Linked DNA regions of Mus musculus: all the other regions are linked to region 3. A link is a loop called in an ENCODE intact Hi-C map of the cell type or tissue named here. Cell type or tissue: left cerebral cortex. All regions are shown on one strand.

The links. Hi-C counts contacts between places; a loop is a spot of excess contacts. Peaks named below come from ENCODE experiments on the same cell type or tissue, not always from the same donor. Only the 100,000 strongest peaks of a DNase experiment are listed, where the experiment ranks them.
Region 1: it touches region 3 in a loop (4-fold over the local background); 20 of 42 quality-filtered maps call a loop at or near these places.
Region 2: it touches region 3 in a loop (2.8-fold over the local background); 7 of 42 quality-filtered maps call a loop at or near these places.

The regions. Positions count from the first base shown.
Region 1 is chr3:146,315,476-146,323,475 of GRCm38, reverse strand. No RefSeq gene overlaps it. Among named protein-coding and RNA genes, the nearest start is that of Gm40167, 27 kb to the left of the region's middle. In left cerebral cortex, no CTCF peak of the experiment used is centred here; DNase peaks (open chromatin) are centred at 4,414 and 4,850; H3K4me3 peaks cover 242 bases.
Region 2 is chr3:146,495,007-146,503,006 of GRCm38, reverse strand. Spata1 (spermatogenesis associated 1) reads left to right here and starts at 3,214. Exons shown (of 15, transcript NM_001316756.2): 1 at 3,214-3,352. Gng5 (guanine nucleotide binding protein (G protein), gamma 5) reads right to left here and starts at 3,171. Exons shown (of 3, transcript NM_010318.2): 1 at 2,987-3,171. The coding sequence starts at 3,067. In left cerebral cortex, no CTCF peak of the experiment used is centred here; DNase peaks (open chromatin) are centred at 2,387, 2,721 and 3,270; H3K4me3 peaks cover 2,102 bases; H3K27ac peaks cover 1,746 bases.
Region 3 is chr3:146,181,806-146,189,805 of GRCm38, reverse strand. Mcoln2 (mucolipin 2) reads right to left here. Exons shown (of 14, transcript NM_026656.5): 9 at 7,951-8,000; 10 at 6,238-6,339; 11 at 6,010-6,132. Among named protein-coding and RNA genes, the nearest start is that of Lpar3, 35 kb to the left of the region's middle. In left cerebral cortex, a CTCF peak has its summit at 4,679 (motif pointing left); a DNase peak (open chromatin) is centred at 4,674.

The DNA of each region.
Region 1 (8,000 bases), 130 kb before region 3:
CTCTCCACCCTCCTCCTCCCCCTCCTCTCCCTTCCCCTCCTCTCCACCCTCCTTCTCCTCCTCTTCCTTACCCTCCTCTTCCTCACCCTCCTCCTCTTCCTCACCCTCCTCTCCACCCTCCTCCTTCTCCTCCTCTTCCTTACCCTCCTCCTCCCCCTCCTCCCCTCCCCCCCATATGTGTCAGCAAACATGTAAAGCCTGTATTTAAGGGACAGGTTTACTTCACTTAATGCCATGATCCATCCATATTCCTGAATAGTGTGTAATTTCTCAATCTCCTGTAGCCAAGTAAAACCCCACTGCACGGCTCTGCCACACACTCTCTATCCACTGATGGGCACTGTGAATGATGCCTCTGTAATCATGAGCCCAGAAGTGTCTTCACAGTAAACTGGTCCTTTTGGAACTGTACAGTCGGATCGTACAAACTGTATTGTTAGCGTTTTGAGGAACCGCCATACTGTTCTTCACAGTGGCTGCCTGAACTACGGTATATTCTCCCGAGAAATGAAGCCCTTTGCCCGGCATCCTTGCCAACAACTGCTGTCTTTTGTTCTTCCATGTTTCTGTGGCGTGCCTGCAAGTCTCAGTCTGTGCATGTGCACATGTGCACACATGTTTTCTTGATATCATGCTGAGTTTCTCTACACTAAAATCATGTTTAGCACCATAGGGGATTTTTCTGCATTTATTTGACAAGGTATAAATACGTCCACTATTACCTCAGACAGTTATGTGGAAATCTATGTATTCAATGAGCATTTATTCAGTATCTTCTACCTTTCTGGCACCATGCCCAGGTGCAGAGTTCCCCACAGGTTTTCAAGAGATATGCAAAAATTACAAATGGTACAGGTGGTGTGTCACTAGTAAATTCTGGGCTCCGTGCGACACGAGGTCATTTCTGTTGCAAGAGGAGGGTTGGAGCAGCAGGGGTGTCAGGGCAACAGGCATGCTGCCCCGTGTCCCGAGTGAAAGCTGAACTTTGGAGGTCTAGCATGCACCCTGCTCTTTGCCTGCCCAGTCTAGTGCAATCAGCCTTTTGTATGGGATCCTTTGCAGGCTCCTGGAAGGGATTAGGACCAATAGGTGACCAATTCCTAATGTCCGTCCATGTGAGAGTTCTGTGTCCATTCCATGTGAGAGTTCTGTGTCGATAGCAGTGTAGCAGTCCAGAAAGAAGCCACTTCCTCTTGGGCAGAAATCTGACCAGAAAACCCCAAGTACAAGTTTCCTTCAAGAAGAGATAGACACCCAAGAAGCAGCCACATCGGTAGAAAAAGGTAATACAAGAAAAGAGAACAGTCCATGGCCAGGGACTTACCCATTGTCTAGGAAACCCAGCAAGGATTGTCTAGCATGAACACTGACTTGTGACTTCATGTGGAATGGCAGGGGGACAGAATTCCTTGGAGCATGTCTGCCCTCCCCTTCCACACCAGTGTGACAAGATCAGTTGTCCCAGTACCTAAGTTCAGCATTACCATAGCTTTTAATGACTGTACCTGTTCACAGGCCTTGCCCAGAAGATTTATATTCGTAGTTACCTAAGTTATTATATATATCAACATAGAAATAAGGTCCATCTCATATACAAACCTCCAGCTAAGGACCAATGGCAGCTTCTTCTGTATCATGAAGATCTCACTGTTCAATGCAGATAAAGGGAAACTAAACTAATCATGAATTATTGCAATTGCTGAATTATGCAGTGTTCAGGAAGCAAACGTTTTTGTTTGATATTCCTTGTTTTGTTTGATTTATTACTATTATTATTATTATTATTTCTCATTTGAGTCTCTGCAGCAGGCTTTGGGAAACCATACATCTGCTTGCTCTAACCTTTGAGAGTGCTAGGGATTTACATGTCTTGCATTTTAGGAGAAACTGCACAGCCTGGAGAGTAACATCGAAACCCAAGTCCACAATAGATAGCTGAAATACATGATTGTGCTGCCCAGCACTGGATTCACCAACTCTCTAGATCTTGCTGGAGCAGGGTGAGCCTTATCTCTGAGATCAGAAAGGACAATCAAAAGGGCCATCCTATGTCCCACCCAGCAGAATCACATGGATGCAGTGTGGCCCTAACAGACACAGTTGCAGCTTAGAACAGAGCCAGACCAAATATGCAAATGAGTAAATAGAAATATGAAGGGCAAAGAAACCACACTGCTTTGATCAACTACATCAGTGATCTTTGAAGCTCAGAGTCCTCATCTTAACCATGGCCATGACCACACCAACCTTTCTGGTCATGATGACATACCCCTGGCACTATGTCTCTTGCAAAGGATCGCCTACAGTGCTGCCCCAAAGAGAAGAGAAACGCCACACAAAATGGCTGGCAGAGCACTCCGATCCTGTCCTGTTGGTGTGAAATGTCAGCACGCTGCAAAGTGGCTGTGGTATTTATCCATGTTCAAGCAGTAGCTTTGTGTGTTGACTGTCTCAGCCAGCCCCCAGGAGGGACACAAAGGTCACTGAAGGATGTTCCTGCAGGCAGAACTTTCCCCAAAAGCATCTCCATCAAGACAAAGGGAACATATCTCAAGACAGCCGTTTAGAGCATTCCCCCGTTCACTGTAATGCTGTCAGCACTAGCCAAGGCTCAGAAACCCTTCAGACTCCACCAGTGGATGAAGTCATAGGACAACCATGGCATAGGCAATGCCATCATTTGGCATTGTGCATTTGTAGATTTACTCCTCAGCCGTCTGGGTGCTGTCTGGGGATTGTGAAACCTTCGAAACGGTGGCCTGCCTGAAAGAAGGGCGTGTCTAGGGGTAGGTCTTGAAGTTGATCCCACTTATGGCTCTGGTCTGTGCTCTCTACACTTCTTGACCCACCAATGTGACAACAAAGTGTACCATACGCTCCCATCACCAAGTCCGTAGGAACTTCAGGTGTCATGGCTCCACACCACTGTGAGCCAAAAGGACCTCTCCTTCCTGAACGGTCCTGTCTCAGAGAGGAGAAAACTAAGATAGATGGCTAAGTAAATAGAGATAGATAGCTAGGTGACAGATGACAGATGGACAGATGTGATCGATAGACTCAGCTTTACAAAAGGAGTCACCCATTTGGACACTTGACACAACACAGATGACCCTGTAACACTTTATGCTAAGTAAAGAAGAACAGACTGGAACAAAGCATGCTGCACAGCACGGTATGCATGTAGAATCTTTAAAAATCAAATCTATTAAAGCAGAGAGGACAGCGGTGGCGAAGACGAAGAATGGCGTTTGCTGAAAGGGGCAAACTCGCAATGATGTCCAACAGATGATTCTAGAAAACTACAGTTGCTCACACTAATAGTGAAAAACTGTTAATATAATCATTCCAGGTGCTTTGCATGTGTGTGTACAGACAATGGAAAGTCAAATGCTTAGTATATTAACTTGATTGTCTATTATAATTTTCTATGTACGAACAAAGCAGTTTTCATTTATACCACAGTTATATATGGTAAAAATCAAGTCAAAAGAAAACCATCACATTTGGATTTTAGAAGACTGTGTGTGTGTGTGTGTGTGTGACACACACACACACACACACACACACACACACGCACACACACACTTCGGGAGTCTGTAGGTGTGACTAGTTGTTAGGGGTGGATTCAGAGATGATCCCTTTGTGTTCAGTCTGCCTCTGCCACGTTCCAGCTGTGCGGTCTTGGGTGAATTCATCAACACCTCTGAACGTTCAACCTACCCATTATGAAACTGGCCTAATTGGGTTATTTTGAGTACAAGTGAATAACTCGTGTGTGTGTGTGTGTGTGTGCGCGCGTGCGTGCGTGCAGCTCCAACAGTGAGACAGACACACCCGTGTGTGTGATGTGCATGGGTCCAACAGTTCCTTATATAGTAAGCAATAAGTCAGAGCTGGCTATTAGCATAACGGAAAGGTCAGTTAACGCTTATGTTTCATATGTATTATTAAGACGAAAAATAGAGACACCCTAGAACCTTGCACAGAAAAGTGAATAATTTAGAGTTAAAACAAATATTACAGGCCATGGGAAGGTGCAGTCACTTAATTATTCAGGGACCGACTTTTCTCTAGGAAAAAGCAGTCCAAAACAGGCTCTGGAAAAACTGTCACCTTGGCTGAGGACACGCGGGGTGGCTCTGGGCTGGGTGAGGATCAAAGCGCAGCTAGCTCCAGGGCTCTAAGCTCACAGAGAACAGCAGGGAAGGCAAGGGCATGTTCCATTGTCGTTAATTAATTTCTCAAGGGCTGCAGCAATCAGGGGGCTCATTAGTGTGCTTAAGCCTGCCTGTCATTTAGAGAATGCGCTGTAAGTGTGTTCGCAGCGCACTGAGGGATCCGAAAACTCCTTCAGTGCTTTAGTGGGGAGAGAGAACCCACGGCCTGTCTCTGAGGAAGAGGAAAAACCCACACGGGCTTCTTTAATCACAACAAAGAATGACTAATCCAGCCGCAGCGCAGGCTCCCTGTGGCGTCTTAAAATATTATCATTTGAACCTGGTCGTTCTCTCCTCCTGTATAATATTTAAAGACGCCACGCTTTATACATATTTATATGGCTCCCATCAGGGAGCCTAATTCTGAAGGGCAAATTGGAGGGCCTTCCAGAAGGGGGTCTACCCTGAGGCCCTAAGACATGCGCAGAAGACAACGAGAGGACCGAGAGGACCGTTTAAATCCCTCCCTGGAGGCCCAGTGCTGTGGCCAGACTGGGAGCCGAGAACCAGCTTTGGGGTCACATGTGTCTTTCATTCTAGGGTCGACCTGGCTGGAGATTCTGGCTCTGAACTCATTCCTTCACTGCAGTCAGCAGGTTTCAGACTCTAAGATGTTCAGTTGCCAGAGCCATGAGGCAGCTGCCAAGGCGAGCTGCGTATAGGGAGACGGATGCGAGCTGCGTATAGGGAGACGAATGTTGTGGGCACCGAAGTCGGTGAGACGGCAGTATCTAAGCCCTCTGCTACTGAAGCCCCAGACCCCAGACAGAGCTTATTTGGTGGAGTGTGCCCTGTGTGGTTTTGGTCTTGCTTTGGTCCAGTATTTCCTCACTGTGTCCCCGTTCCTCCTTTCTGTAATGGTAATGCAATTATGTGGCATTGTATGTGGAAGAATGCAAACCGTTTTTGTTTTTGTTTTTTTGTTTTTTTAAGATTGCCTTGGCTCTGGGAGGAGACTTTGGGCTTTGGACTTTTCAATCGTGTTAAGACTGAGAAAAATGAAGGTGACTTTCCCATTGTGCATATCAAATGGCCATGTTGGATCTGAATGAGAGACGCCCCCCCTAGGCTTATGCATTTGTGTACTCGATCTTCGGTTGGTGGCTCTGTTTGGAGAGATTATGGAACTCTGCGGATGTGGATCCGGTATTGCGCTTTCTGCAAGTGCTTGAAGAGGCGATCTCTCTGCTTTTTGCTCTGGCCACCTCCGCTGCCCCCGACCCCGTCATTATGAACTCATTTGGAACTGTACACCAAAATAAACTCTTCCTTCAGTAAGTAACTTTTGGTCATGGCAACAAAAGTAACTAATACACCTAGTACTAAGGAAGCCCCGGGTTTTACCCCATTATCTTAAAAAAATAAATAAACGAATGTGATGACGCACACCTTCCGGCATTCTGGCCATGCAGGCAAGAGAATCGGAAGCTCAGGGCTACATAGCTACGGCATAGCTAGTTTGAGGTCAGCCTAGGATGTCAAGTAACCTGTGTCAGCCTGTGCGGTTCTAGTTGAGCACATGTTTATTGAGCACACACCATGCACTAAGCTCTGTCGTGGTTGCTGAGGACACTAACGGGGAAGAGGCATCTTCATCTAGCCCAGACTGTTAGTCCCAATAGCAATCAGGAGTCTGATAAATGGGAGCTCCAAAAGAAGGCTGAGAAACCAGGCGAGGATCCCTGCGATGGGGGAATAAAACTTTCGTTGGTTTCTAGAACATAGGTAGGCTCCTCTGTCCTGAGGGTGGGTGGGTAGGCATTCCAGATATGGGCACAGAGGGATGTGGGGTGTGCCTCTGAGTTGAGACAGTGCCTGGCACTGCCTTGAGAGCCGGACCTGTATTCTGTAGGACTTGAACCATAGTACTTTTGGAGCAAATGGGTCACAGCAGGGGGTATCTTATCCATTTTGCTATTTCCTTTCCCCAGAGTCACGTCCTCAGAACTTCAAGAATTTACCTCTGAGACCATTGTCTCTGGAGCAGTATTCCAACAAAGAGATTCCCTGCTACATGAGAAAAAAATCGTTATTACTCAAATTTGAAAATTTACTGTTTGGCCTTGTGATATTTGGGCAAAAATGTATGGGGTGAAACTTATAGATTAGTTTTCGATCTGGAGATTGAGCTTAATTGAAATGTTTTGTAGCTTATGGGGTGCTCCTACCAGCAAGGGTTCATTCCCACTCTCTGGCCACAGCCCCTTGTAGTCAGCCATCACATTCATGGGCCTTATGCTGGTGGGATGCTCCTTACTATACTGAAATCTGGATCAGGTTCCCAAGTAGTAAGACATGTGTTATGCTATGAAAAAAAGGATTAATTCTAGGCCTGGGCAAAACTAAGTCATGGCTGATTGATATTTGAAAGAGTGGTGTTTATGGCAGAGCCTAATGCTAATTAGAGCTGTTCCTCACTGCTTAGAAGGTTTGCTACACTTCAGTGACTTTTCTGAAGATCATGTGAAATAAGGAGGTGCTTAAAGACGCTCTGCCTGCAGCTGATGTTTGTCACGTTCGTCCCTGCCACGAGGATGTTCTGCCGAGGAGTTGAACGCTTTATGCTCCTAGAGGTAGATAAAAACGACCTACAAGTTTAGTGTTTTTGTTCTTTAATGTTGACTGGTTTAACTGTGTTTCGTGCCAGCAGCGTTGCTCCTTACTCTATTGCGTTTACGTCTTGGCGCCAGGCTACTTACTTTTCCTGTTTGTGATGACAAACTATCAGACAGACAAAGTGTGAAGGAAGAGAAGTTTATTTTGGCTCTGGGAGTAAGGAGATCACTCCACCCCAGCAGGGATGGCTCGAAGGCATGCGGCTCCCTCCTCCATGGTAGCAGGAACACCCACCTGGGATGGCCCAGCTTTTCACAGGTCTGCAGAACAGGACACAAGACAGGAGCCAGGACTGGGTTGTAACTCTCAGGGTCATCCTGACCTAGACATCCACTTCCTCCAGCTTGGCTCTAGCTCCAGAATATTCCACAACCTTGCCGCCCTAGCTGGAGACCAGGTGTTCAAACACATGGACCTGTTGGGGCATTTTGTATCCAGATCATATCAGCCCCCCACTAATTAAGTTATAAAGATGTGAATTTCTAACAAGGGTTTGTAAAACACAGCACATTCCTGGCATGTAACCTAAATAACAAACGTATTATCTGGATTGACTGAATGCTAGAGGGCTCCTCTTTAAGGATATTAATGTGTTGAGCAGCACACCATAAACAATAGATGGCTGACAGTCCTTGCATCTCAGGTGGGTCACCAGTCCTGGAGACAATGTCCACCAGCTCGGCAAACCTTGTGACCTCTGACCCCCAGGCTCAGGGCCTAGATGCAGCATCTGTTTTTCTCTAGGGTATTTTGGTAGCAAACTCCTAACAGCTTTCTGGGGGAGTCAGGAGAAGCCCGAGAGAAGAGACCCTTCTTAGGTCGCATCTCCAGCGAGTTGGCAGACAAGGGTAGTTCCAGGTTCCTTCTGAAATAATGAACCACATGGTCTCGGGAGGAGAGTCAACCACCCCCAGGGCCTTCCAGTGGGACAGACAGCTGCCAGCTGGACTGCTTGTTTCCAAGAAGCAATAATGATGAGCATGCAAGCTGAGCTGAGCAAACCCAGGCCCTCTCACTGGACGAGCACGTGTTTCTTCGTGGAAAATGAAGCTGGTCCACCTCCAACGGCATTGCTTCATTCCAAAGAATAAGCTTTGTTTCTCTCAAGACTTGGCATTCTTCTGCCCTTCTTGATAGAAGAATGATGTAAAGTCGCTGGAGCCTACC
Region 2 (8,000 bases), 310 kb before region 3:
TGTTCAACAAGCCCTGACAGCTTGGTTTGGGGAAAATAGAATTTGTTTAGTCTTGTGTAGCCCAGGCTGGCCTCAAACTTGCTATGCAGCAACTGCCTTAAACACTGAACATCTAAGCCTCCTGCCTCTTAGATGGTAATCTGAGTGCTGGGATCCAAATCAGGACTTTCATAGGCAAAAACTCTTAACAACTGAGTCACATCCCCCATTATCTTGTTATTAATATGTAGTATTAATAGTTCAACAAAAAGATCTTAACATTATAGGGAAATGGTCTTGAAAGCAAACTGGAAAAATGCCCATGAACCTAAGGTAACCAGCACAGAACTAAGAATTCAATGTTCTTTAAATTTATACCCATCCATATACTACCTTGCAATTAAGAGTGACATACACCTACCATTTTATATATATTCTGGTTAGGAAATACAGGATATAATAAACAATACTGAAGTCCTATTTGGGTTGTACTATATACACGTATCAACACTGCCAAATCACATTTGTGGCAAATACAGTGTTTCTTGAAGATAGGCTGCTCAGAAAGGTTGTTAGACTGGGCCTGAGTTTGATCTCCAGAACCCACATTTGAGTGGAAGGAGTGATCAAACTCTACAAGGTTGCAGCTCTCTTAACTCCCCGTGTGTACCATGGCATGCATGCTCACATACACACACCTTTTAAATTAACCAGAGCAGAAGTGCCTGGCTCTGTAACTTAAACAGTTGAGTTCAAAGCTGGTCCAGCTACTTGGCAAAACCCTATCTCAAACTAGCTGATTGAACACAAATACCGACACAACAAAGTGGATGGGTAAGCAGACACTGAAAAACTAAAAATGCACTCAAGCCATTTAATTCCTGTGTTTACTCTTAATCTCAGTTATCTCTAAGATTACAACAAATGCCTAAAACCCAGGCCCTAGATGATAGCTATATTGTGACCTAGGGATCAGTCACCCTGGATAAGTTAAACTCAGCTTCAATCTACCTGTGTTTGGCTTATACAACAATTCAGTATAATACGTCTCATGTGACTCATGGACTGAATATTAGAGGTTCCTGCAGTTCTTAAACGCTTGTACAAATAACCCACACCCTGCTTTGCCTCTTAAAAGTGGCTACTGTATGGAAGGTAAAGTATGAGTTTTCAGTGTTACAGCATTTGGTTTTGTTCAAGATCAGCAGTTAGCATGAAGTGCCTGTTAATTCCTTTCCCACACATTTCTCCAAGTACCACGATGTATGGACTGTATCTCTAGGCACAGAATCCTAGGGAAGGAACGGTGAGAAACCTAAGGCTGTTTGACTAACAGTGCTCCAGGCCGCTGGGGTGCACTCCTTTAATCCCAGCAGGCAGAGGCAGGCAGACCTCAGCTTGAGGCCAGTCTGCTCTACAGAGAGTTCCAGGAGAGCCAGGGTTATATGGAGAAACCCTGTCTCAAGAAAACAAAACCCAGCATTCTAAACAGCAACCTTGAGACTTAAGATGGAATGGCTGCTAGTACCCAAGCCACAGAGCAGCCACTATCTACCATCCAGGAGGTTGACACTGCAAAACTATTAGTCAGGCTTCCAAATGTCCTGACCTACCTGAGAGTTTGGTAAAAAAAAGCACTTGTAATTACCACCTAAACGAATACAATAGTAAGTTTATGCTAGCTTTAAAATGTCACACACAAAAAGCACCTAGCATAGGTGTGGTACATGGATGATATCAAATGGCACCTAACCTAATTTAGGAACCTAGATTAGACATGTAACATTCCCAAGTGAGATGAGCCTTGCCATGGAAACTTCAAAAACCTGTTTGTCTGTGGTGGCTCGAGTCATCCCAGTGAGAAGCCTTCAGAAGAATTAGGACGCAAGGCAAGAGAAGCTAGGAGGTAGCCACAGAGCAGGTAGGGTTTTCAAAGAAAAGGAAGTCCTCCTCTGGGAGCTAGCTCACTGCTTTGGGCCACCAGGGTTAAGTACCGCCACTGTAATTACTACACGTACCTGTCTTTATTTCCTCCCCCAACCCACTATTTTTTTCCTTCCTGGCCTACTTTATGACAGTTATTATATATGAATGATGATGATCAATAGATCACTTCAAATTTCAGAGCTCTAATCTGGCCAAGACTAAGTCACTTGGATGAAAAGTGAGAATATGATTAGAGTCCAAACCAAGACTGATTGGGCGTCTCCCTACCCTCCTCCTATGGTTACCACAAGGAAGTTGAGCAGTCTCTGACATTTCTACTTGAGAAGAAAGCTAAATAGAAGCCTTCTCCAAAAGCACGTTAGAAATAAGGACTAGCCTGCTGAATATAAAATCAAATCACCTTGGAAACTGGCAGGGTCTAGCAAGGCGACTTATATTCTTGTTTCTTTTTATAATCACCGGGAAGTGTTTCACATGTAACCCGACCTATTACGTCAGAAAGAGGCCAAATCCGTTTAGGAGTTGAAAAAAATAAACCAAACGGTCCTTAGAGCCAAAGCGTCTGAATGCCTAGCTGTCTACCAACAAGGACAGCCTTTCCCTAAAAGTCAACAGCCCAAGACCCGACCCCCCAACCAGACCGCAAGCTCCCAGGCCAGCGGCCAGCGGTTTCTCGGGTAAACAGACACCCCAGCAAGGTCAGCCGAGCACGCCGCGGCGTCTGCTGCAAACACCTCTTTGTTCGAGGCTGGACCCCCACAAAGGTGGAGTCCGGAGACTCCCGGGACGATCCGCAAACAAAAGTTGCTCATCAGGCCGCCATCCGGAGCTACCCAGGCGGACTCGTGTGTGTTCAAAGGACGAGGGCTGGGAGTGAGCCTGGGTGAGACGTGCGAGACGGAAGTCGCTGGCGAGACCCGCCGGGGCCGCCGAGAGTCGGCGGGCGGCGGAAGGGCGGGCCCCCTCCTCGCCCTCGGCCCACAGCCCGGCCAGAGGAGCCGCGTGTCGGCTCGCGCTTCCCCCCAACCCCGGGGCCCACCGCCCGCCCACGCCCGCTCACCTTCACGCGGTTGAGCCCGGCCTCCAGCCGGAGCTGCTGGACCACCTTCTTCATGGCGGCGACGCTAGAAGAACCCGACATGGCGCTCGGGACAGCCGGGCCGACTCGTCAGTCCGGGCAGGGGGCGGCAGGTCGCGGGACGGCGGGGGCGGGGCTCCGAACTTCGTCGAAGTTTCCGGGGCTGTGCGCGCCGCGCATGCGCGCCGACGCCCCCTCCCCCTCCCCCCGGGACGGCCGCGGGCTCCCCCCGCGCGCGCGAGAGAGAGAGAAGGGGCGGAGCGGCCGGTGGGCGCGGTGGCGACGGGGGCGGTGCGGCCCGACGCCCGGCCGGCGCCTTCCGCCTCTGGAGGGGCTGGGTAGGGCGAGGTAAGAGGACGCCCCGGGGCGGACTCGGGAGCGCGGGGAGGGAGGTCCGCGACCGACGGCGGGGTGAGGGACGTGGCCGCGCTGCCTCGGGGCGTCCGTGACACGTCCCAAGTCCCGCCAGCTCAGCCCTGTGTGAGGCGCCCTCGGGTGAACCGGCGGCGCCGGCCGCAGCTCGCCCAGCCCGGGGCCCAGGGCGCCGTAACGGACCCGGGCCGCGGGACCCTGGACGGTCGGAGGCTGGCCTGTCGCCGAGAGGTGCGAGCCGCCCCGCACAGCTTCCTGTTAGCCCTGTCTTTCTGGAATCTGTCCCCCGTGCTTTTTTAAAAAATAAAGCGTTCGCGTTCGGGGATCGTTTGCTCTTTTGATGTCCCTGTAATTGCTGACTTCGTGCTTGTAACTGATGAACCCCAGAGGGGTTTTCAGAAGGACTCAAAAGTTTAGTAAGATTTAAATTAGTCCTGTTGAGACCTAACATCTCTAAACAGGAGGTTCGTCGTGAGTGCTGTTTCTTTGGGATACTGAGAAAAATGACATGGTTTGCTCTGGGCCAACACATCGCGTTACTGAGCAGTTAATATCAGTTTGGGGTTTTACCCAGTCCTTAACAGTGACCATCTAAGAAACTTGGGTTTGAATTTAGCCCTGGTGTGCTTGGGCAAGCCGTTTAAACTGCCGAAGTTAAAACGCTCCCTGGATTTCTTGGAAAAAAAAAATGAAACGAAATGAAATTATATGTGTAAAGAATACGAAAACTGAGGCTGGAAGATGGCAGTTAGAGGACTGGGGAACTGAGCCCTCGTGCAGAGGACCTAAGGTCACACTTCCCACCACCCACACTGGGCAACTCAAAAGCACCAAGTCCTGGGCTACTGTCACCCTCACTGGAGTCTGGGAACGTTTGCATTCACACACGTACATTAATTAATACATAATTTAAAAAGTGAACGAACAAACCATATTGTTTGAGACAGGGTCTCACTTTGTAGTTCTGGCTGGCCTGAAACTCCATGTAGACCAGGCTGGCCTCGAAACCCACAGCCTTCCAAGCATTGTGATTAAAGGCTTGTGCCTCCAAAATAAATTAATTAATGCAAAATGTAACACAAATATTTTACTTTGTGCCTTGTTACCTGTAATGTATGCTAAAATGCAGATTTCTAAGATTAACGTGTAACTTAAAGTTCTACTTTATATTAGTTACAATAATACTTAAGAACTATGGAATGTGCTGGAAGACATTTCAAAGAAGATTTTACATGGTACAGAACCCATTATTAAGGAAATGTTGAGGAATAAACAAATTTGTCTTAGTCTCAGAAAGTTTATTGTTTTCTTTTCCCCAAACTATTGAGCTAGGAAACCAGAGTGTATTGCTGTCTCACACACCAGATGCTATCATAGTTTTATGGTATGTCAAATAAGCAATACATATTGGGATAGAAAGGAAGGAAAATAAGATTGCCTTTAAATTCATTTACATTCGAAGATATGAGTATTACATACAGTTCATGAACTATCAATATCTCCTAGTAAAAGCTTTTTTAACCTTCCACGATGTTCTAAAATATTTCAAAGGCTTTACCATGTGTTTACATATTAGATGATTAAAGATAGACTTTGTTATCAAAATGGGCCCTGGACTTGGTTCTAAAAAATTCCTACAACATAGGTTTCCCAATTTTTTTTCCTGTTACATACATGCAATACATTTCTTTCTATGGCTTTGCTAATATGTTGTTGGTATAATAATTAGTTTTCATTATTGAATATGGAACTTATAGGGAAATTTTGGTAAAGAAATGTTTGCAAAAGTGTTTAAGATAGCCAATGAAGATTTGTATTTTTAGTCAACATTTATGCATATTTTCACCCATTTTTCAGGAAATGGGGCATTAAGTATTTTTACTCTAAAATGTTACATTTCTGTCCTCCTATCTTACCACATTAGCATTCACCTTATGCTATGAGTTCTGTCTTAAACTCCGAAGGCCAAAATGCTAAAGCTTGATTGCCTGCCTGTGGACTATTGGAAGGTTGAGCCTTTATGGAGTAAGGCCTAGTGGAAGGAAGGCAAACATGCCATTGATAGGGGTATCAGGACATTTGCCTCTTCCTCAGTCTTTTCATTTCATATCAAAAGTTTCTGTCATGTGTCCCTGCCACAATGTACTATACTGCTACAGGCTCAAATCAACAGGTCAAGGCATCATTATAAATAGACTTCATTCATCAATTAGTACTATAAGACTTAAATATACCCTAATGGTATGTAGGTTCAGAGATGTCCCTGGGCACTTCGTTTATTTAACTAACACAAGTTACCTTTTAGGAGGGTTAGTACTTTATTGGGTCACCCGTGTACTAGACAGGACAAAACTCTCAGAACAGAAATAGAACCTGAATTTATCCTAATCAGAGAGATCTGTGTCTTTCTATCATCTGCCATAAGGTTGACTGTATTCTGATTTCTCTTAGTTGAAAGGTATTATCACTACCCGAATGAATCCAAGAACTGGAAAGAATCTTACGCTCAAGTCATTTTCTCATTATGACTGAGGCATAGACCACAGTGAATGGCCTTATATAGTTTGCAGGACTAGAACCCTGCTTTGCTAATGCTCAGTCCCTGTGATTGCTTTCTATGGAGTTCTGATAGATGTAAATATAGCCTCAGTCAACTCCCAATTTTAGTGGTCACATGGGATTTCTAGTACACTAAGTATCTCTTTGTATTTGCTAGCCTCAAACAATAACTAAAAATTTCTCAAATCCTTATTTACTTTGAGGAATACTAGAAATTTTTAAAATTTGATTTTAGCTCTGGAGCTGAGTGTCAAAGTTATTTTTATTTTTTCAGTCACTTGATTTTTAACATTTGGTTCTGGGGGCTCAAACCTAAGGGCTTTGCATGTACTATGCAAGTGATCCCCAACTGCACTGTACCCCCAGACTAAACAACTCACTTTTAGACACATTGGTAATTGTTGATTAAAATTAGTATACAAGATAAGATTGATCATCCGTTCTTGACAGGAAGGTTGTAAGGTAAAATATTGTAGTACGTAGAGGAGTCTATATTAGAACTGTATAGTCCTCTTCGCTTTGCTCGTCAGATTGCTTTATGTTCTAATTGGTATTACTTTGTCCATTTGTCTGGAAATCCAAGTGTTATGTTAGGATTTAGTATGTGAAATGTTTTGGTTAGGATTAACTTGAAATTCTAATCATGCCCAATTTTAATTTAAACTTGTTATTAATTAAATAACAGATTCATTCAAGTTAGTAAAGCATTGAGTGAGGTTATTATTGTAAAGATAATGTAGACAAGTCATGAAAATTGATTCTATGTGAAACTTCAAAACTTCAGAGGCAGGCAGATTTCTGAGTTCCAGGCCAGCCTCGTCTACAAAGTGAGTTCCAGGACAGCCAGGGCTACACAGAGAAACCCTGTCTCAACCCCCCCCCCAAAAAAAAAACCCAAACAAACAAACAAACAAACAAAACTAGAACTATGTCACAGATAAACCAAACAGGAAGAAAATCAAAGGTTGAGAATTTTAGCAGCAAAAATCCTGGCCTTTGTTGCTTATAACTAGTTTTATCTAGCTTTCCTGTTACCATGCATTTGCTTAGTCAATCTGTTTTTAAAATCTATATAACCTCAAAAAAGTACAGCTTTCTCATGGTATGAGCATGTCTAGTGGCTATGATGACTGCTTCATAACGTCTTTCCCTATATTGTTTCCTTAGCAGCTACCAAATTATATTTGAAAACTTTGGGAGGGTTCCCGCCACCAAATCTTATTCCTAACGGACTTAGCTTCCTAACAGGCCCTTTTATTTGTTTTTAGCTATCTAAAACTTCAGTCTCAACCAGGCGATGGTGGTGATACACATATTTAGTCCCAGCACTCAGGAGGCAGAAGCAGTTAGATCTTTGCATTTGAACCCAGCCTGGTCTACAAAGTGAGCTCCAGGACAGCCAAGCTACACAGAGAACCCTGCCTTGAGGAAGGAAAAAAAAAACAAAAAACAAAACAAACAAACAAACAAAAAAAACCACACAGACAGACAGACACAGACACAAATAATTTGGTCTCTATTACTTGTCCAGCTAGAAATGTCTAAACATGACTAAAATAAATATTGCTAAATATTGCTACTTTGCTATTACTTGAGAAAAAGCACACTAGAGTGTAGTTTACCAAAAAACAATAGTGAAGTAGATCTTTATTGATAGTTCTTGAGTTCTCTTAATTACAAGTTTGTTCTGAATTAATATATTTAATATATCTGCATAAAGTTTTCAGTTTCTTAATTCAAATACTATTTAGCTAATTCATACTTATATAAGTGGTACTTTAAATGTTATTTACTGACTCTATTAGTTGTTAATATGACCCAGTCAGTGCCCCAATAATCGAAGCCGAGTCCTATAGATGTATTTAAGCAGCTTAGCACAGTCACTGGGAATTACCCCTAATCTATTTTTCTATACGCTAGACCGTCTGCTCCCCAAGTACTTGCTGCTTGAGTCTCGCTTGGCTTAGTTCTGCTCCACTGGTCTGTTCTCAGGGGACATTTCACTTGGGCATGTGCGCCTGATTCATCACATCTAATGGAGACCTCTATTCTCTCCGTCCTTTCT
Region 3 (8,000 bases):
TTGTAGTCACTGACTGTGGAAAAGTGTGGTTCGGCGGAGACATAGCAATGGCTGATGAGAGGCATTTGTGCTGAATTGCCCAGAGCCTCTTTGAGACTTGGGCATACATCAGGCTCAATCCAGCTCACGAGCAGACTTGAGTGACATCTCAGCCACGGGAGCAATGTGATTCGACACATACTTCTTTAAGAACTAAAAGCATGTCGGAGATCTCCTAGAGCAGGGTAGCCCAAGGGCAGATGCCAGTCAGAGGTGACATCAGGAGTCCAAGTGAGGCAGAGTCCTTGCCAGAATAAAAGAGACTCTGGAGAAAGTGTATCCGCATGAAGGCTAGGAAGGGTGTGTGATGGTTAATCTTGATTGTTGACTTAAGCTGACCCAGAACTCCCTAGGATCCTGCTGTGCCCCTGGCAAGTGCCTGAGCCTAAGAGCCTCCCATGCCCCTGCAGGTATCAGAGGAATTTCTAGTTAAACTTAGGTGGAAAGATCCACTCTATATGTAGGTGGCAACACTTCCTGGGCTTACTAAAGTCCCAGGCCTTTTAAAAAAATAAATAAATAAAAAGGAGACAGTGAGCTGAGCACCAGCATCTCTCTCTGTCTGCTTCCTGACTGGGGATGCCATGTGACCAACTACCTCATGGTCTCACCACTGTGACTTGCCCAGCATGGTGGAACGTACCCTCAAACTGCAAGCCAAAGCGAACCCTTCCTTTAGTTTCTTTTGTTAGCTATTTTGTCACAACCACAAGAAAAGTCACTATTGGTGACATTTTAGACACAGTGTATCTGAGGTACAAGGCGGGAACTGGGACACTGGGTTGTTCAGCTGAAGGTAAGCACTCTGAGCTTAAGTGCTGATCCAAGGTGAACACAGTGTATCACTACACTCCACAGCCAGTCATCCTGGCTCTGAGAACTTGTCAATCTGCGTCCAACTCCACTAAAACAAACCGTATGCCCTTAATAAACATGTCCCTGGAGCCAGGGGTGTAAGCAGAGGATGTATATGAAAAACTGCTGGGGTAATAGTGACTTAATAAACCAAAGACAGCATGGTTTTCAGAAATACATGAAAGGGGTTACTGTAGAGTTTTCTATCTGTTCTGACATTAGGGGTTGGGGTCTCTATGTCCATTAATTGAGCATGGCCTTGTGTACATCCAAGGCCTTGATAAGTGTCTAGGACATCGTCCTGGGGGAAGAGGGACGTGCTGTCATGTAACAGATAGAAAGTGAACCTCCCATCGCCCTATCCAAGAAAAGGGCTCTCCTTCCAAATTCCTCTGTTCCTGTAACTGATGCCAACCTCCACCCAAAAGAAACATCTGTACCAAAATAATTGAGAACATTCAAATCTATGCTGGTGTGGCCAGTCCATCTCCCTACTCTGTGGTCCTCCAAAGCCCGTGTGCTTCATGATACGAGCCTCCCTCCCTCTTCCTTTCTGATGTCATTCCTTTCTAGGGAAGTCTTTGACATGATCGTCTCTTTATCCAATCCTCACTAAATCTCATAAAGATAGGTTTAAAGACATTTCTCTTGCGTATGGCCATAAAACTGAAAACAGAAGCACAGAAAGTTCCAGTAAGTCCTTCCATGTTGCCTCACAGTTGCCTCTTGTCAATATTAATATCCATGCTTAGCTCTTCCCACCGCAAATTTCCCTGTAGAATCTGGTCTCTTCCTCTCATGTATTCTTCCTTTCCCTCTGCATCAAAGTCAACATTCAAGAGCTAAATCAAAGTCTTCTTGGGGATAGGATGCTCTGTCAGCTGCAGCCCCTGCTCTTTATCAGCAAGAACTCTGAGAATGTGGTAGGGCTGTCCTTTAAATGCCCTGGAATGCATTTCTATACCTCAGTTGCAGAGCAAAGCTTACATCTTACACTTGTCTTAACACTAGAAAGAGACGGGCAGGATGCGGGTAGGAGAACATGTCCCAACAGTGATCACTCTCTAGCCCTCACAAAGTCACTCTGCAGAGCGAGGCTAATGTTGCTCTCTTTGGAGTCTTGCAGGAAGCATCCAGTTGAGCAGATCTCTTAAGCAGTAAGTATGCGGACTGCTTAACAGTTAGACGGGAAGTTCCTGGCATGTTTCCTACTGTCACCAGCTTAAGACAGTAATCAGGCTAAAGTTGGCTTCTCTGAATGCCAGTGACATTTTAACAGCATCTTGGAGCTCGTCAGTTCTTTTGTAACCTGGTCAATCTCTTTCTTTCATTTCAAGGCCTCTAACACTGTGTGCTTCCTGTTTCAGAACTTCAGGTAGCTTGTTGGTCAGTACCTATCAGATCTATGCCTTAGCTTCCTGTGTGAACATGCTCAATATAGACACAATGCCCGTCTCAACATTAACATATTTATAACCATTATACCTCTCCCTCCTGTGTACATATAAGACCTGCTCTAGCCCGCCAGATTACAGCAAAGACCTGATAAAGCATACTGGGTCATCTTTCTACCACAAGAATAGACTAAAACCAAAGTTGTTTTAGTGGCCACATTCCAACACATGGGCATAAAAAAAGCAACCAATGGCGGGAGCTAAAATGTCTTCAGTTGGGTAGCACATTGGCTAGCTCTTAGGCACAGCAAGACCCCATGTCTAGCTGATTTTCTTGTCAGTATGAACAAACACTTGGCAAGGAAGGAGGATTTATCTTCCTTACAGTTTTTTGGGGGGTGGGGGGGTTAGATATACAATTTGTCGTGTCAGGAAGGTGGGGCAGTGGGAGTGTACATAGCCAGTTGCTTGCATCTCAGCAGGACGAGAATCAGACTCTCTCCCAGGTCTCTTCCTCCCCCCCTTTTATTCATTCTGGACTCTGAACCCTTTCATGATGCCACTCACATTCAGGATGAGTCCCCCCCCCCCTCCTCTGTTAGAACTTTCTGGAAATGCCCAAATGCTTATGCCTGGAGGTGTGTCTCCGAGGTGACGCTCAGTCCAGGTGGGTTGACCGTGCAGATTAGCCATCACACCTTGGAAGGCAGGGCAACTGGCTCTCACCAGCAAACTCGCTGAACACTTGACACATTGCAGGCACCAGGGTGGGTACCAAAAACATGAAGAGGAATGAGCCACAGTCTCTGCCTTCTGGGAACTCAGTCGCCCCAGCGCTATGTGCACAGAGACTGCTAATAAACAGTCAATGGGTAGTTCCAATCAATAGTCCTGGTGGTCGTATGAAATCACAGAAGGAACCAAAACCTTTACGTCACAAATGATGCTTGTGAGCGAGCTGAAAGACCTCTCGTCCTAATGCAGATACAGCCTGCAATCGCTATGTCAGAATGACTTAAAGTATGGTTTGAGGCAGGTAATAAGAATCTTTTATAACAGTAAAATGTTTTAGCTGGCTCATTATGAGTAAGCGAAGTGTCTGGGCAAGACCAGAAGCTTTGGAAATGTCACAATTTTGCCCCTGGCCTTAGCAAAGTGCGATGATTTATCAGTGGCTTGTTCTTCGTATTTGTAAAATGGAGATAATACAAAACTATTATTCATGCATCATAGTAAAAAAAAAAAAAGTCCCCTGAAGACAGGAAATGTAAAAGCCACATTAGAGGCGTGCTTAATAATTCAGAATGCAGTGTGAAAGACGATCCGCTGTCTTTAGCTCCCTGTACCTAGGCGTTTTCAAGGAGCACAGTGCCAAAGTCCATTAGTGCTGGAAATGGGCATCGATGTGACGGTTGGGTCCCTGAGGCTGAACCGCTGAAATCAGATGTGTAACAGGAAGGCAGGAAGCTAAAGTCTGCTGCTTTGACTCCAGTCGGTCGCACCAAGTAAGAATTTTCCCGACACCTTCCCTTTAGAGTCTTCTGTTGGCTTGTGTGTTGGAAATGGTGAATGGCGTCCACACTCAAGGTTGCTGCGATTCTAAAAGTGCTAATAACGTTGGCCTCGATGCTCAGCTGTTCTTGATATCAAAGCATGATAACAGAGGCTGGGCAGGCCTGGTGTGACGCTGTGACTTACTGTCTGGGTGACCACAGAAATGCCTTGGTATATCAAGGTTCTCTCTCCGTAAAGGATGGTGCCATCTCACGGGAAAGAGAAGATGGGGTATGGTAGCTCTGACCTCAAAGTGACTCCAAAGGCACATGCGTTAAAGGATTGGTCTCCAAACTGTAGCACCACTGGGCGACCTTAGGAGACAGCGCCTAGTGGGAGACTTCTAGGGATATGCTTTGAAAGGGCTGTTGGAAAACCAACCCTTCCTGCTTCCCTCTTTCCTTATGGCTACTGTGTAGCAAACAGGCCTCCTTTGTCATGTCCTTCCATGATGCACTGCCTGGTCACCAGCCCTAAGGCGATGGGGCCAAGTGACCCTGCACTGGAGCCATGAGCTAAAATAATCCTTTCGTCCTTAAGAGCTGGTTTGCCGGGCATTTTATCCCAGTGACAGAAGACTAATGAGAGGAGGAATAGCCAGGGAGATAAAGAACTTGGACACCAGGCCTAACAAAAAGCAAAGAATAGCAGCCATTCAGTAAACTTCAAACGGTATTAACTTCGAACCTTTCAGAATAATGACTAGGGACAGAACTGCACAGAGCGTGTGACAAAGGACATAGGACCGCTTGTCCGGCTGTCTTGGGACCAGTGGATTGATGAAAGCCTGGTTAGACCCAGTATTTATTTATTCCACACGGTGCAACAGTGCCCTCTAGTGACAGATAGGTGAAGCTGCTCCCGGAGCAGGAGGCAAGCAAGAGGAAGAAAACTGCAAATGCTCTTGGACTTGGTAAAGACAGTGAGCTCTCCATGTTGGAGTTATCATATCAAAGAGCAATCTTTACCCGTGAGTCACCTTCAAAGACGTGACACGAGGCAGGGAAAATCAATAGGATTGTCAGGATTTGCCGCTATGCTGGAGGCTGCCTCCTTGCTCACTGGGAAAAAAAAAATCAGGACTCTTTTTGGACACATTAAATGTAACAGACGGGCAGGGATCGCTGGTATTCCACACTGGGGTTTGATTGGATAGGGACAGCGGGGAGGGTCCGAGCCATGTGTATCACTCATTCTATGAAAAGCTTGCAAACCACATATTTCAGTTAATGTCAAGGTCAGAACTTAGCTTGGAGGAAATCCCTTCTGTTCCTGCCTCCTTCCTCCTTACTGGGTGTCTGAGGAGTGTGACAGGATTGTGTGTGACATGAGAGAGACCCTGGAAGGTCCCACACAGCACTACTCCAGTCAGTAATGGTGACTGCTATTCTTTTTCTGTTGTTCCAAGGACCCAGGGACAAGGAAAGGAATGCCATGAGGCGCAATGACCCTTTTCATTGTTTGGCTTGGAGCACAGCCTCACTCACTTCTTGTGATGTTCTACCGATCAATTATATCATTGTTTTGAGACAAAGTCTCCTTCTCTTCCTAGGCTAGCCCAGAATATAGCATTTCGCCCAGGCTGGCCTTGAACTCACAGCACTTCTTCCTCAGAGCTCTCAGGATTGACTATAGCTTGACTATAAGCTTGGTCCTGGACTTAGGATGGTACTGAAAGGAAATATAGTTAGAAACTCAGCTGAGACGCAGACCTGAGACTGTCAAAACCACCTTCAAGGATGTGTGCGTATGTTAAGACAGATGAAGTGCTCACTCCAGGCAGGGCCATCACTCTTCTCTGTCGCTCTCAGCCAATGTGGATGTAGACCCTAATGCTTCACACTAGAGCGACTCTATCATAATTCCCTTACTCTTTTGTTTTTAGCTTGCTGACAGTGATCCCACAGGTAAACACTGTTCCCTGCTAATCAGCTGATTGAATGTGTCAGATCCTCAGCCTGGCTCAGACTACTATGAGAGGTGTTCTTATTCCAATATCCTAAAGTGAGTTCACTATCCCGAAAAGGAGACGGCAGAGAAATAGAAAAAGAAGCATCAAGACAGACATCCAGGGTGTTCGCTGGAGAAGAGTGGCAGAGATACGTGCTCGAGACTCAGGCAAAGGGCCCCACGTGCCCTCGATGCAGAAAGAATTGGTGCTACACACCTTCTCGTGGTACGGTCCTAAGACAATCCAGCCGCAGAAGGTGTACCCCAGGTAGATCATGCCAGCGCAAGCACAGAACCGGAGAACTTTGGGCAGTGAGGCTTGCATGGTTAAAATGAGCACCTGGAAGACAAAGGCGCGGACAGCTCGTCTCGGAGGATGAGAACCAGCTGGCAGAACTCAGAGGAGGAGCCCGTGTCAACCACAATGGCACTTCTGAGAGCTTACGTTGTACGTCTGAAAGTAACCCAGATATCTGATGACTCCAACCCAGACAAAGAGCGTCGACGTCCCGAGCAAGATGCTGCACACGTCATAGTTTGTGAGCTTCTGAGGAGGGAAAAGAAAACAGCTGAGCCGACACCCCAGTCCCCTTGGCTTGCTTACCTCACTTTAACAGATGAGAAGAACTGACTGTCCCCTACCTATGTCTATCACCCCAGTACTTGGGAGGCTGAGACTACAGAATCAACATGCATTTCCAAGGCCAGCCTGGACCACATAGTAATTTCTAGGCCAGCCTGGACTTCAGAGTGAGACCTTGTTTCAAAACAAAAATGAAGAAAAGGAAGAAGGAGAAAGAGAATGAGTGGGGAGAAGGATGAAGAAGAAGAGGCAGAAGAAGAAAAAGAAAAAGAAGAAAAAGAGGAGGAGGAGGAGAAGAGGAAGAGGGGAGAGGAGAAGAAAGAGGGAGAAGGAGGGGGAGGGAAGGGGAGGGGAAGGAAGAAGAGGGAAGCTTCAAATTTTTGGGTTTTATTTTAGTATTTTTTAGAACTTATTATTCTGAAATAGGACTTGCATTTGCCACTGGCCTAGGCATGAAAGGGCCTGGTGTTTGGCAAAGAACAAGCAATATAATCCATTGACTTTCGGAAGCAAACTCCAGTGTGACTTACAGACACGAGTTCCTGCTCTCAAGGGATTCTAGGCTTCACTGAAGAGACAAGCAGCCATTTAATACAATATGCTAAATTCAATGAGAGATATGCTGCTGACACTTGTCCCAGAGGCCTTCGCATGGGGATGACCTGGAGCGCAGCGGGACACACAGCGCAGGCTGGAGAGAAGTCTACGGCATAGGGACAGAGTCTGAACACACCCCGAGGCTGAGGCCTGGTGTGTGGAATGGCAGTATTAGAGCCAGGATGGAACCAGAGATAAATGATGGGGACCCTAGAGGCCATGATGAAGCGGAGGTCACTTCATCCTAAGTAGATCCTGGAAGGCAGAAAGGATGGTAACAGCAAGATGGGTAGTTTCAGGAAGACTGCCCAGCCACTGTACGGCTGGGTCTGCGGGATAGAAGGTCAGAATCACAAAGCTGCTGAGGGAGGCCAGGCCAGAGAGGGAGTCAGCCCGAGGGAAGCCAAAGGAAGCTGGAATAGAGACAGGGAGACCCTGTAGCTATGGTGAGGGCAGTTTTGTGAGAGTGATGTAGAACAGAGAAGAGAACAGTTGAGAGACTCAGCCTAGTCGTGAGAACAAACCAACCAACATATGCAACTGGTCAGACCATATAGGCACTTGAGAGCTGGGGATCTCTTGGCCATTGGGGCTCACAGCATCTGCGATGCCTCACACCTGCCACTGGCCCTTCAGGTGTTTAGGAGAAATGTCTGCTCTGTGTACCAGCCGCCTCCTTTGCAACTTACATAAGTAAATAGATACATCGAAAAATAAATGAATATAAAGCCCATTCCCTCAGTCTCCCCAAACTTAATTCCTGTTCAAATGATGCTACCTGCATTCCTGGAGGAAGGCCATAGGGTGTCACCTTCCACAGCGCACTCTTCCTGGAGAAGAACGTGAAGCAATGGGTGACAGAAAAGAGAAAACACAAGAAGCAGGCTAGTCCCCAGAAAGATTCCCCAGAAAGACTCCATGTCTTACAGGATGACCTGAGGTCATCCGGGACAATATAAGGTTCTAGATGTCACTGACCTTGGCTTTGATTTCCATCTTCAATATGGATCCAATTATTGTCATGAGGT